Regions from separate parts of the Mus musculus genome. Here region 2 is linked to region 1. Evidence: chromatin contacts called from ENCODE POLR2A ChIA-PET data. All regions are on one chromosome and are shown on one strand. The core of a region is the stretch at or near the end of the contact, and the rest is flanking DNA. Distances in the headings are between cores, read along the strand shown.

Region 1 (6,603 bases), core at 2,145-4,644:
GAGGCTGTAAAGTCCCTGCATGCACTCGAGCCAGGCAGCTTCGGAAGGCCAGGGGAAGAAGGCCAGAGAGACTGACCACTAGCCCTGCATATAGCTGGGTTGCCAAACTCAACTCTTCAGGGCTTCTGGCTCTGCTCAGTAGATGACCCAAGGCCTCAGGTCCACAGCTAGGTCGTGTATAGACAGACAGTAGGCCCAGGAGCTGGTGTTGCCAGAGGAAGCGCTTCCGTTCTAGCCGTAATGTCTCTCCACACAGTTCTCCAACATGGTTTCGTAATGCATCAAGAAAGGGCACTGGACGAGGAGGTGGGGGTGGGCCCAGCACCCCTTCTCCAGGAGACCCTCCCCGATGATGAACTAGTTTTTGTAGATGTAGCAATAGCAGCTGGATCAGCCGGTCACAGGCCTCTCTCACGGTGTCTGGCACAGCCAGGCCCTGGGTAGTAATAACTGAAGCAGGCATAGCTGTGTCTACTAAGAACTGCAGCAGGCGGTAGGCACCAGTCCCAGAGGCCTGGCTCACTAGATGCACAGCCAGGTTTAGCATGTTGTCTAGCTCTTCTCTGGGGAACCCCTGCAGGTGTTGTTGCAGCTGGCTTAGCACTGCTGGGGGCTTGAGGCAGTCCACAAGTTCTCCAGATACTGTGCCGAGCAAAGCTGGTGACATGACTGCCAGCTGCAGTAGGAAGGGAACTGTGGCCTGAAGAGAGGGCTCTCCATTCCGGCCCCCAGAACCCCCTGCCAAACTATCATGAAACATGCGCAACAGTTCCCGTCGGATGCTGTCTCCATGGCGGGAAGCCAGGTGCCCTAGGATGCCTACAACTGAGGCAATCTTGGGTACCCGTTTTTCCCCAGGGATGGCAGGAGATCCAGGGAAGGGGTCTGTAGAGGGGGGTTGAGAAGAGTTTCCACAAGCACTAGCTCCTCCTCCAGCCCCACTATGGACACAGAAGTCCTTAAGGCCACAAGATAGGACTCGGGAGATGATGGTGCCAGGAAAAGAAGAGCCAATATGGGCCACAACCCAGTCAAAGTGTGGGGAATGCTGGACAGAAGTGTCTAGCAAGGCATCCACACATGCATCTGGGCAGCTACCAATGAGGGCCGAGAGGCACTGCACATAGATGTCCATTAATGTGCGGGTGGCCCTGCAGCCCATCCACAGCTGCAGCAGTTCATTGAGAGAGCCAGTGGCATGGGGAACACGCTGATGCTGACCTGAATATGTGCTGCTCAGTTGTCCCATGAGGTCAATGGACCATGCACTAATCACGGGTGCCCAGGCCTTTGGGTTGGCCCGGATAAACTCACACAGCACCTGCTGCACTTCATGCACCACATCCTCTAAGCCAGGTCCACCAGTAGGGACATGGGATGGTGGAGGTGGACGGAGGTGAGGTGGACCAGCCACAGGACTTTCTTCTAGGGCAGCTAGGTGGGCCCGGACACTCTCATCAAAAACACCTCTCAAGTGGTCCAACACAGCAGCCCGAGCAGGTGGCAAAGAACGGAGCAAGAGAAGACCACATCGAGCATGTTCACGAGCTGAGAGCTGGTGGCCCAGAATAGGGTCTACACCGGTCAAAAAAGCCTTGATTTCTTGGGACAGCTCCTGAGCACTGTAAGGAAGAAAAAAAAAAAGAAAATCAAAATACTGGGAGATGTGAAGTAAGTTATATTCCTTTCATGAGCTCTGGTTTCTTTTTATGTGATAATAGGGTAATACGTGCCTCATAAGAATTTATGAAGGTTTAGAAGCATACCCATTCCTGTTACACCTTGGTCATTCAAGAAATGCTATTTGTCCTTCAGCAACAATAATCATAGGAATAACAGATTACCTTTCAAATATCCACGTTCTTTTTTCTTTTTCAGTACGAGGTATAAAACCTAGGCCTTTAGGCCTACTAGGCACCATCTCTTAAGCTACATCCCCACCCCACTTTTAAGTACTTCACCAGTACTTTTTCAGTCCTGACAACAATATGGTTATTATGATCCCATTTTACAGGTAAAGAAATTAAAGTTAAGAAATCAGGATAAATATTACAAAGAGGCAGGAACCATTTCTAAACTCCTAAAACAGAATTCCCTTTTGTTAAGGTGATGGTATATGGGAATTACTCAATGAAAAATTGAATTAGCTAAATATATTGAGATTCTATACCTACTTTAACATCTTCTCAGCCCCCCCTCTACAGCACAAGCACCCTGAAATCTCTCAATGGTCAGAAAACTGTAACCTTACTAAAAGCTCTCCCTCCCAAATGTGTGCTTTTCCATACTATTCAAGAATTCAGCCTTAACCAGTGACATACACCTTCAATTCCAACACAGACAGATCTGAGTTCAAGGCTAACCTACATAATGAATTCCGAATTCCGAGACAGCTATGTCTATCCATAGAGAGACCCTGTCTCAAAAAAAAAGAAAGGAATGAGCCGGGCGTGGTGGCGCACACCTTTAGTCCCAGCACTCAGGAGGCAGAGGCAGGCAGATTTCTGAGCTTGAGGCCAGCCTGGTCTACAAAGTGAGATCCAGGTCAGCCAGGGCTACAGAGAAACCCTGTCTCGGAAAAAAAAAAGGGGGGGGGGGGGGAAGGAATGAAGGAAAAGAGAGAGAATTCTAATCACGCACCCACTGAATTAAATGCCTTCAGTGTGCAGAGAATGGGGGTGGGGGATCCCCCGGAGCACAGAATATAAGCCTTTCAATTCGCCCAATATATAAGCTGTGTCTTAAGAGTCTCAGAAGGCGATGTTGAGAAAGTAAAACCCCTTCCCTCTTACTACTATCTGTTCTGTCAAACACAACCGCATTCTCTGGGCAGATAAGGTTCTGTACCCTCCCTTTGATCAAAAATAAAGGCACCTCAATACGAGAACAAATATTGCGGCTCCGAGCCTTGGCTCCCCAGAAACTCTCATGTAGTCCAAGCCTCCTCCCGTAAAAGGGGCAAGGAGGCTGGGTTCTCAGGAGCGCTGATGTCCCCAACTGCTGGCAAAGCAAGGCCGGCCGAAGAAGGCACTGAGGTCTCGGGAGAGGCAGAACTACGAGCAGGGCAGGCATTGCAGCCCAGAGTTTTTAGTGAAGCGGTCCCTGAGTTCCGGGAAGACGCGACCAGAATCTCTGAGAATCCTGACGCGGGTTCTCTAGGTAAGATCCAGCTTTCTGAGGAGAAGGCTGGCGGGGCGGCGCGATGAAGGAAGATACCAGGGGCTCTGACTACCTGAGAGGCGCGGGACCGTGGGTGGCGGGGGCAGGCCCGGGTGGCCCTGGGGCCCCGGGAGGGTCGCACAACGCGGACATCCCGGAGCCCTACCCGGAGCCTGAGGCGGGAGCGGCGGAGCACAGGCGACGCATGCGTGCTGACTGGAAACGCGACAGAAACTATCGACCCCGCCTCTCAGGAAAATCCGTCCGGCTAAGTCTGGAGCCCTAGTACTTTGGTTCCGCGTCGCATCGGTCACAGCGGGTAATAGGCTTGCTCTCAGCACAACCTTCACACCCACCCCCCAGGGGCTTCGTAGGCATAGGAAAGCTTCCGAGGCTTTCTTCTACATTGCAATCTAATAATCTGTTAAAGTATAAACATACCGGGCAGTGGTGGCGCACGCCTTTAATCTCAGCACTTGGGAGGCAGAGGCAGGCGGATTTCTGAAGTTCCGAGGCCAGCCTGGTCTAGAGTGAGTTCCAGGACAGTCAGGGCTACAGAGATAACTCTGCCTCGAAAAAAAACAAAAAAGGAAGGAAGATCAACATGTTTTTTATTATTTCTAAATGATATGTATATGAGTTATTCTCAGTCTAGAAGAGGTCATCAGACCTCCTGGAGCTGGAGTTACTGGTGGTTGTGAGTTGTGTGACATTTATAAAGTAGTCTGGAGATGGAGAGATGGCTCAGCAGTTAAGAGCACTTAACTGCTATTCTTGCAGAGGACTAGAGTTCAATTCTTAGTACCCATATGGCAGCTAGTTCACAAACTGTAATTGCAATTCCAGGGCTTCTGATTCTGGTCTCCATGGGCATATGATACACATGCATCCATGCTGGCAAAATATTCATATCCATAAGATAAATCTAAAAAGAAAAGTTTAAGGCCAGTGGTATTGTACACATTCAATCACAGCATTTGAGACAGGGGTAGGTGGATCTCTATAAGTTTGAGGCCAGCCAGTTTTATAGAGGGTGTCCCAGGGCAGCCAGGCTACAAAGATCTCCCGTCTCAAAAATAAAGTAAAATAAAATAAAAAATTGTCAATGAGGATGGAAAGATAGTTCAGGGGTTAGGAATACTTGGTGCTCTTTCAAAATGCTCAGGCTCAGTTCCCAGCACCTACGTGGCAGTTTACAAATATCTATAACTCTGATTCCAAGGGATCCAACAGCCTCTTCTGGCCTCTGAAGACTCCAGGCATGCACTACATACATAGTGTACACACACTATATAGTGTACACTATATAGTATACACAACATATATAGTGTACACACACATTGAGCACAGGACTCAAAACCACAAGGTTGTCAGTTATGGATATTTAGTTGAGAAGGAATGAAAACCTAAATGTGGCAAGCCCATGTCTAATTGAGTTTTGTTTTGACACTTGCTGTGTGTATGGGGACATGTGCTTGCCACAATTCAAGTGTGGAAGCCAGAGGACAAGAGTAGAGTCAGCTCTTTCCACTATTTGGGTAACAGGGATAGAACTCAGATTGTTGGGCTTGGGCCAAGTACCCTTACCCCTGAGTTACATCACTAGCCTCCCTGTATCTATTTAGCTGTTTACAATGGTAAAAGTTAGGAAAGGGGGCTGGACATGTCTTTTATACCCATCACCCCAGCACCATGGAGGCAGAAGCAGAAGGACCATGTGATCAAACCAAGCCTGGCCTATATAAGGAAAATCTTCGAAAACAAAACAAAGTCCTCAGATCTGGCATCTCACTGAGTGCTGACTGGGAAATACAGGCCCTCAAGATGTAGATGGCACAGGGGTTGCCTCGAATGCAGGTACCCTGGGTTTGAATCCCTAAACACAACCAAAAAGAAATGTTCCTTACTTAACTCTAATGCTAAACATAGTGTGGACTATGATCAGACCCTCTCCTCCCTATCTACCACCCTTAATCGTCTGTATGTTCCAGAAATGCAGAATTGGAAGTGTTTAGAAAGATGGGGGGGAGGGCACTGAAGAAGCTAACCAGTTTCATTTTGAGATAGGGTCTTACAGCTGGGCAGTGGTGGCGCACACCTTTAATCCCAGCACTCGGGAGGAAGAGGCAGGCAGATTTCTGAAGTTCGAGGCCAGCCTGGTCTACAGAGAGTTCCAGGACAGCCAGGGCTACACAGAGAAACCCTGTCTCGAAAAACCAAAAACTAAAAAAAAAGAAAAAAAAAAGAAAAAAAAAGATAGGGTCTTATAAAGCCCTGGAACTCAATGTGAGGCCTTGAACAGAGATCTGCCTGCCTCTCTGCCTGGCAAATGTTGGGATTAAAGGCATGCGCCACCATGCCTTCACTTTGTAGCTTCTTGTCGCCTTTGTTGCACAATGTGTCCTTCTTCTGAAGTGTCTCCACCCACACGCAAAGGCCTTTCTACATGGCTCATCCCTGCTGCACTTCATCCCACACGGTGAACGCACTAAAGCTTTATTACAAAAGGAGTTGACTGCTAGAGGTGGCCCTCCAGTCTTTCTCTGTGTCCTCTTCGGTCCCAATATACACCTCCAGGGGAGGTCAGGGTCCGCTGTAGAAGAGGTGTCTAGGAAAGTGAAATATGCTAATATTTTTTCCAAAGTTCCTCCAAATCTTTCTCAGTGCTGTTGACCATCTTCTGGTAGAAGAGGCAGGGATTTTAGCTCTTATCTTCAAGATCCTCCATAGCTACGTCCTGGGGAGCTTTTATCTTCTTTTGTTGCTTGGGCTGTGGCTGACTAGTCCTGGTTGACTTGGAGGGGGCTTCCACTGAACAAAAGGAAAGGAAAAAGAAAGCATTAAAGATAAAACCCAGGGGCTGGTGAGATGGCTCAGTGGTTAAGAGCGCCGACTGCTCTTCCAAAGGTCCTGAGTTCAAATCCCAACAACCATATGCTGGCTCACAACCATCCATAACAAAAATCTGATGCCCTCTTCTGGAGTGTCTGAAGACAGCTACAGTGCACACACTGTAAATAAATAAATAAATAAATAAATCCTAAAAAAAAAAAAAAAAAAAAGATAAAACCCAGGTAAAATCCAGACTTCTTGTTGTGTAGCCTCTGTGCCCAAGACTTACCTTCCATGGCTGCTTTTTCTTTCTGGGCAAGTCGGATCTGCTGCAAGAGTTTCCTGCGCTTCTTCCCAGACAGCGTGATGTTGGCACGAGCACTGGACCTGAGTGACAGGAAACAAAAAATATCCAGGTTCATTTGTACCAAACTGAGCCTCAAAAATGACCCCAGCTAAGAAAAGGTCTCACTCTGTAGACCAGGCTAGCCAACAGGCAACCTTTCTGTCTTAGTCTCCTGGCACTGGAATTTAAATGGGAGCATCATTGCCCAGTTTTTGTTTTATAAGGTCTCTGCATTCAAATTACTGAATGGGCTCTGGTGTCCTCAG
Region 2 (6,603 bases), core at 1,574-4,073, 140 kb before region 1:
ACCTCAAACTCAGAATCCGCCTGCCTCTACTTCAATAGTGCTGGAACTAAAGGCATGCACCACCACGGCCTCTCTCTCTCTCTCTCTCTCTCTCTCTCTCTCTCTCTCTCTCTCTCTCTTCTCTCTCTCTCTCTCCCTCTCTCTCCCTCTTCTCTCTCTCTTCTCTCTCTCTTCTCTCTCTCTTCTCTCTCTCTGCAATATATAAGTATACAATATATATTTAATGAAAATGAAAACAACTGAAGGGCAACATAATAATCACAGCCACACTTCACTGACTGAGCCATGACTAACATGCCAGGTGCCTGCCTCTTGTTTGGAACCTTACTGACGGAATACTCTTCCACTCCCCCCACAGCAGCTACCAGTAGCCCACCATTCTCAGAGTTTAGGTCTTCACTTTCTGTGTCTCCAAGCTCTGCCTGACCTCCTGTCTACCCATATGTCATTCTGGAAGCTGGAATGGTGCAGACCTGGGGAATGCCACCAACAGTCTGCAGACCATCCCTGACCACAGCTGAATTCACACCCTAACAGCTCAAGGGAAGCGGCTGGCCTGCAGAAACCTCAACAATAGCTCAGAGAAGAAGAATAAAAATAAGAATAAAAACAGCCCTGGGTTTGTTGTTCATCTTCTGTTTATTTATGTTTGCTCTCACCCTGAATTTTGGAAAATGCACTGAGACTACCCAGCAAAAGACAGAAGGAAAACAGGTGTCCCTATTGCTGATGGGAACTGTATGCAGTGATAAGACAGGGCCATTGTGACCTACAGAATTTCTGCCAAGTGCTGGGTGCCACATGCCAGGTGCCTGGCATTATGCCTGAAATAAAATAATAAATAAGAATACAGCATCCCTCCCTCACAGGGTTGACAGTCTAATTCCGGAGAGAGACTGACAAGCAGTCTCTCACTGATAACTAAATGTAAGTAGCATTGAGACCAGAAAACTAAAGTAATGAGAGCATAGAATAGTTGGGAAAGAGAGAGGATTCCAGGCAGGCTTCCAGGAGGAAATGCCCCTTAGGCTAAAACCCAAGGGTGAGAAAAGAGAAGGCTGCATCAAAGCCAGAGGGCTGCTGAGAGTGACTGGCAAGGCCAATCATGACCTCGCAGAAACTGACAACCATTGCAGTAAACAGTAGAGAGGAGCCTGGGGGTCAAGGGTTCCCCAGGTCTTGATGAGGTATGGGCAAGCTGAGGTACCTCCACGAGGCTTCCCTCTCTGCGTAAACCAACAGTCAGGCCGTCCCACCACAGCATTCTCATCCAAATTTTTTGTTTTGGTTTTTGAGACGGGGTATCACTATGTGGCGCTGGCTGTCCTGGAACTCGCTGTGTAGCTCTGATTGCCCGCAGACTCTCAGAGATCCACCTGCCTCTGCTTCCTGATTAATCAGCTGGAATCAAAGGTATGTGCCACCCTACCCCACAAAGATTGTTTTTAAATGGGTATGTGTATCTGTGAGTATATGCCACATGAGTTCAGATACCCAAGGAGGCCAGAAGAGAAAGTCAGATCCCCTGGAGCTGGAGTAGCAAATGAATGTCAGCTACCCAATGTAGGTGCTGCGAATCAAACTTTGGTCCTCCCAAAGATCCGGAGTCACTCTTAGCCACTAAGTTCTCTCTCCAGCCACCCTACCTCTACTGGCTAGTTTGTGTCAACTTGACACAGGCTGGAGTTATCACAGAGAAAGGAGCTTCAGTTGGGGAAATGCCTCCATGAGATCCAACTGTAAGGCATTTTCTCAATTAGTGATCAAGGGGGAAAGGCCCCTTGTGGGTGGGACCATCTCTGGGCTGGTAGTCTTGGGTTCTATAAGAGAGCAGGCTGAGCAAGCCAGGGGAAACAAGCCAGTAAGGAATATCCCTCCATGGCCTCTGCATCAGCTCCTGCTTCCTGACCTGCTTGAGTCCCAGTCCTGACTTCCTTGGTGATGAACAGCAGTATGGAAGTGTAAGCCAGATAAACCCTTTCCTCGCCAACTTGCCTCTTGGTCATGATGTTTGTGCAGGAATAGAAACCCTAAGACACCACCCCATCCAACTTATAAATCTTTCTAGTGAATATTAAATCAGTGCTAGAAAATACACTCCAAGTTCAATCCGCTGTCAGGGCACAGTGGATAAAAGACAAGCCACGACCCCATGTTGTTCCCTGTACTCATTCCTGTGACCAGCAAACCCTATCAAAGGTTTTCCATGGTTATGTAACAAGAACCTGACAAGTGACACACAGGATCCAACCGTTTCCTCTCTGGAAACAAGGAAAGGGAGTGTTTGCAGAACATGTAGTACAGGGCTTTGTACCTGGGAGACTGGCAAGGCCTGGAATGGCCATCCAGGGGCAAGAGTCTGGCTAATCCAAAGCACTTATTTCCTTCTGATAATCTGTAATCTGTAATTTCCCACTTTTAAGGGTAGTAATTACTCCAAACAAAGAGCAGTAACCAAAAACAGTGGTTAAAGGGAGTGGCTTTTTTTTTTTCCTCTAAAAGAGATCTGCAGCTCAGTTAAAGAAAAAATAAAAACCTTAGTTCAAAGCTTGTCTATTAGATTCAATAGGAAAATAGTTTGAAGGAAAATATGGTGTGCAAACAGGAAAAAAAAAGTGGAAGCCTACCCACACCAGGCCCCCACCCCCTACAGTGAATTTGCCCTACCTGACCCACCTTACTCCTACAGCTAAATTCCTAGAATTTATTTTCTAGGAATTTAGACAATTCAGATTGGCTGCCTCCACTCTCTCACCTGACATCCCTATCTGCCTGAAGGGCCCACTTGAAATTCAAGTGGCGAGCCAGACTCGCAGGCTTGCAAATAGAAAATGCACTGTCATTCTTCTCCCTGGCTTTTCACATTCCAGTCCTCCCCACGGCCTGGCTGCCTGAGCAAGGGGACAGAGCACCGGCTGCCTGGCAGCTGTGTATCCTGGAAGAGACGGCACACACAGGAAAAAACACACAGAGCAGGCTATACTGCATGGCTGAAAAAAAAAATCAAAGCCTTCCACTTTGGGTGGACAGGAGTAGTGAGCTTTAAGCTGAAGCTCCTTCCTCGGGGAGGGTACCAAGTGCCCCACACTGCAGTCCCATGTGACTACAGCTCAGTAAGGGCTGCCAGATTCCAGGAGATGGATGGATGGATGGACCTTAAATAGTCACCAGGAGGGTGACTTCTTGTGTAGCCCAGGCTGTCCTGGAATAAAGCCGTCAATGGGAGGATGACCTTGAACTTTAGATTCTCCTGGGTCCACCTCCTCCATTCTCCTGGGTCCACCTCCTGAGTTCTGTTTAGATTCTCCTGGGTCCACCTCCTGAGTTCTGGGGTTTCAGTTGTGTGCCACCACACCAGGCTTATGATATGGCAAGTCCAGGACTTGCTACATTCCCAGCCCACACACACAAGTCCTGTTTTTATTATTACTTGTGTGTACTTGTATCTGTGTGCATGTTTATGCATGTGCACGTGTGTGTATGTGTGTACAAGACTATGCCCATGCATGTGAAGGCCAGAGGCCAAAGTCACCTGTCTTTCTCTATCATTGTCCACCTGTTCTTTTACTTGATCTGGCTCACCAATGGGCTAGACTGTCAGGCCAGAGAGCTCTGGGAGCTCTCTATCCCCACCCCATCTCCCAGTGATAGGGTTACAGACCAGAATACCATGCCCACCTTTCGCCTCAATTCTGGACACCAGAACTCAAGTCCTCACGTACGAGAGCAAGAGCTTAAGTACCAAACCATGTCCCCAGCCCTCTTTTAAATACCAGCATTCAAAAGTGCAAACCTAAGATGCCGTCATATACAAAGTCATCTTTTAGGCAAAGTCTGTATAAAGCAGAGAGTTGGGGCTGATGCCGCATTTTAGAAATGAAGGTCCCACCGGGTAAGGGGTAGGCCCCAGAGGCAACATGTGACCCACGTACAGCAGCTTCCAGCTGGTCTCTGCTGGTCTTTTTTCTGTGATTGCCCAGTATCATATGCCCAGTCTTGTTTGGCCATCAGCCTGGCTCATTACTTCACACCAGCCTGGTCTAAATAGATAAAAATCTGCCTAGGAACTGTGGCAGAACTTGGATTAGTTCCAGGATTGGCTGGTTGGCTGAAAGTGGCTACAATTACTCCCAGAGACTGGGATCCCTTGTTTCCTGGACACTAACAGCTGAATTGGTGAATTGGGGTAGGGGGCGGGGGTGTCAGATCATTTGATTTGGGGTCAGAGCAAAAATTTTGCCTTGATGTTACAGTACTCTGTTTTCTTAGGGTACATTTATTTGGGGCACCCAGAAAGGCAGGGCTCAAACCCTATGAACAGCCACCCTTTGGGGCTGTCTGCGTAGTAACGAATAAAGACAACGTTTTGCACTTACTAGACCATTGAGTCACACCCCAGCCCTTCTTCCTCTTTTTCCTAGTCTTCCTCGTCCACACCCTTTACATTTCTCAGGCTCATCCAATCATCCTGGCCCTGACTAATCCACTTTGCCCAGGCTTCTTCTTGGATTTTGACTTGTTTCCTTCTAGGCTCTAATCTGTGATTAAAGAGCTCTAGGTGTCCTGAGTTCTTACCCTGGGCTTGGGTGGGCTGAACTGCCCCATCCCACTTGGGGAGTGTGGAAATCTCTGATCATACTATAGGCTGTTGGATGATTCTCAAACCGGAGTCGAGCAGGCATGGCAGGTGCAGAGATAGACGGGGAAACACTTGGAAGCAGCCCTTCCCTTCTCCCAATCCCTGTGTGGAAGTACCTCTCATTTTCAGGCCCTCCCCTAGACACAAGGTTCAACCTCCTAGGGCCCCAGATTGAGCAGAACAGTGTTTGCAGACCATCAACCTGTCCACTCTCCAAGGGACCAGTGGGCGGGACTAACTATAATACATTAACTTCAGTTGTTTCTCTCATTTATTAGTATCATGGAAGAGTGAAGACTGGATAGGGCAAAGGACTGGGAATAGTATGAGGTAGGAAGTCCAAGAAAGAGACTGACAGCTGCCCATGCTCATTGCTCTTGAGCCCACTGCCTCCCCTTGGAGGGGAAAAATTGGGCGCATTCACCAGGCTTTGCCTTCCAAAGCTGATCCTGAAACCTGTATTCCTCTGGGACCTCAGTGTCCACCCTTCCTGCCCTAGTCCCACCCTGCTGTCCCACACTTCACTACCAGCTTTTACTCCTGCTGTTTCCCTGCTTGGAAAACCCCCCTCAGCTCCTCTCCAAGCCTTAAAACACAGTTTACTAACCCACCCTTCCTGGTAGCAGAAAGAACAAACTGCTGATAAAGACATGAGGTTTCTCAGAACAGATTGCAGTGAGAATGTTGACGCTGTTGGACTATGTGCCCCTGCACACAGCACTAACCCTGTCTGAACTTGCCTATTAAATGCAAATTAGGGCCCACCTTGTGGCGTTGTGTGTGACTTATAGAACACTTAACCTAGAGTTAGCAAGCAGTTCATGGAAATAATTCATACATACAATTTTTACTATACATTGAGCACACTGTACTATTCACGATGCAGAAGTTGGAGTTTATTAGGAAGAAGGTATGCATGTTGATTTACATTATTCTCATAATGCTGTAAGAAGAATTCCATACCATCTCCTTCTTTTCATCTTACAGAAAAGGAAATTCCATATCTGTCTCCTGACCTGAGTCCTAAGGAACGAACCCCGGACCTGAACACGCCACGCAAAAAACTCTACCAACTAAGTTTTATCTCCAGCCTTATGTCACAGATTTTGATGAGTTACCAAGGGTCCCAAAAGTCCCCAAAAAGAACCTTTTTTTTTTTTTTAATGGTTTCTCATTGGGGAACGAGGCAGAATACAAAGGAGACAACAGAGAAAGACATCATGTCTGCAGTAGCAGACAGACACTGAATCTGGAAAACCCAATAATAGCCCCATCTGGGGCTCCTCTAAGCTGCTCCTCTGGAGAAGGGAAACATTAGTAAAATCTAGATCTATCTCCATATCCACAAGGCCTCATAAAATTAAGAAAGCATCTTCCATCTAACTTCTTTTTTGTTTGTTTGTTTGTTTGTTTAGTTTAGTTTTTGTTGTTGTTTTGTTTTGTTTTTTTAAGACAGGGTGTAGCCCTGGCTATCCTGGAACTCACTTTGTAGACCAGGCTGGCCTCGAACTCAGAAATCTGCCTGCCTCTGCCCCACAAGTGCTGGGATTAAAGGTGTGCACCACCACAGCCCGGCTTAATGGTTTTTCAAGTCAGGATTTTTCTGTGTAGCCCTGGTCAACCTGAAACTCAATCTATAGACCAGGCTGGCCTCTAACTCAAAGATTCACCTGCCTATGTCTCCTGAGTGCTAGGATTAAAGGTGTGCACCATCACCACCCAGCATTTGATAGCTATTTTTAAATAACTTAAAAATAGTTTTTAAAAAATAGCTATTTTTTAAATTATTTAATGTGTATGATTATGTTGCAATATTATATGTATGCATAGCACACGTGTCCCTGGTGCCCTAAGAGGCCAAGATGTATATCAGATGAGAAACTAGAGTTTTGGGTCATTGTGAGCCAACTTGTGGGAACTGAGCTGAGATCTTCCAGAAGAATATTAACCTCTGAGTCCCAAGA

Evidence for each region. ChIA-PET counts read pairs that join two places held with the same protein, here RNA polymerase II (POLR2A).
Region 2: POLR2A ChIA-PET joins it to region 1 with 11 read pairs in embryonic stem cell. The contact joins the enhancer-like site here to the promoter of Ints5 in region 1. POLR2A ChIA-PET finds 5 or more read pairs at or near these places in 4 of 5 experiments (Patski and embryonic stem cell).

What each region holds. Positions count from the first base shown.
Region 1 is chr19:8,889,778-8,896,380 of GRCm38, reverse strand. It overlaps Ints5 (integrator complex subunit 5), which reads right to left and starts at 3,394. Exons shown (of 2, transcript NM_176843.3): 1 at 3,233-3,394; 2 at 1-1,622. The coding sequence starts at 3,312. Lbhd1 (LBH domain containing 1) reads right to left here. Exons shown (of 6, transcript NM_001286103.1): 5 at 6,281-6,378; 6 at 5,622-5,970. The coding sequence ends at 5,940. 1810009A15Rik (RIKEN cDNA 1810009A15 gene) reads right to left here. Exons shown (of 4, transcript NM_025463.3): 3 at 6,281-6,378; 4 at 5,622-5,970. The coding sequence ends at 5,861.
Region 2 is chr19:9,024,247-9,030,849 of GRCm38, reverse strand. It overlaps a transcript of Ahnak not described here. Among named protein-coding and RNA genes, the nearest start is that of Ahnak, 38 kb to the right of the region's middle. Within about 2 kb of position 2,823, at least 2 of the 3 ENCODE cell types and tissues checked have a DNase peak (open chromatin) inside an H3K27ac peak, as active enhancers do.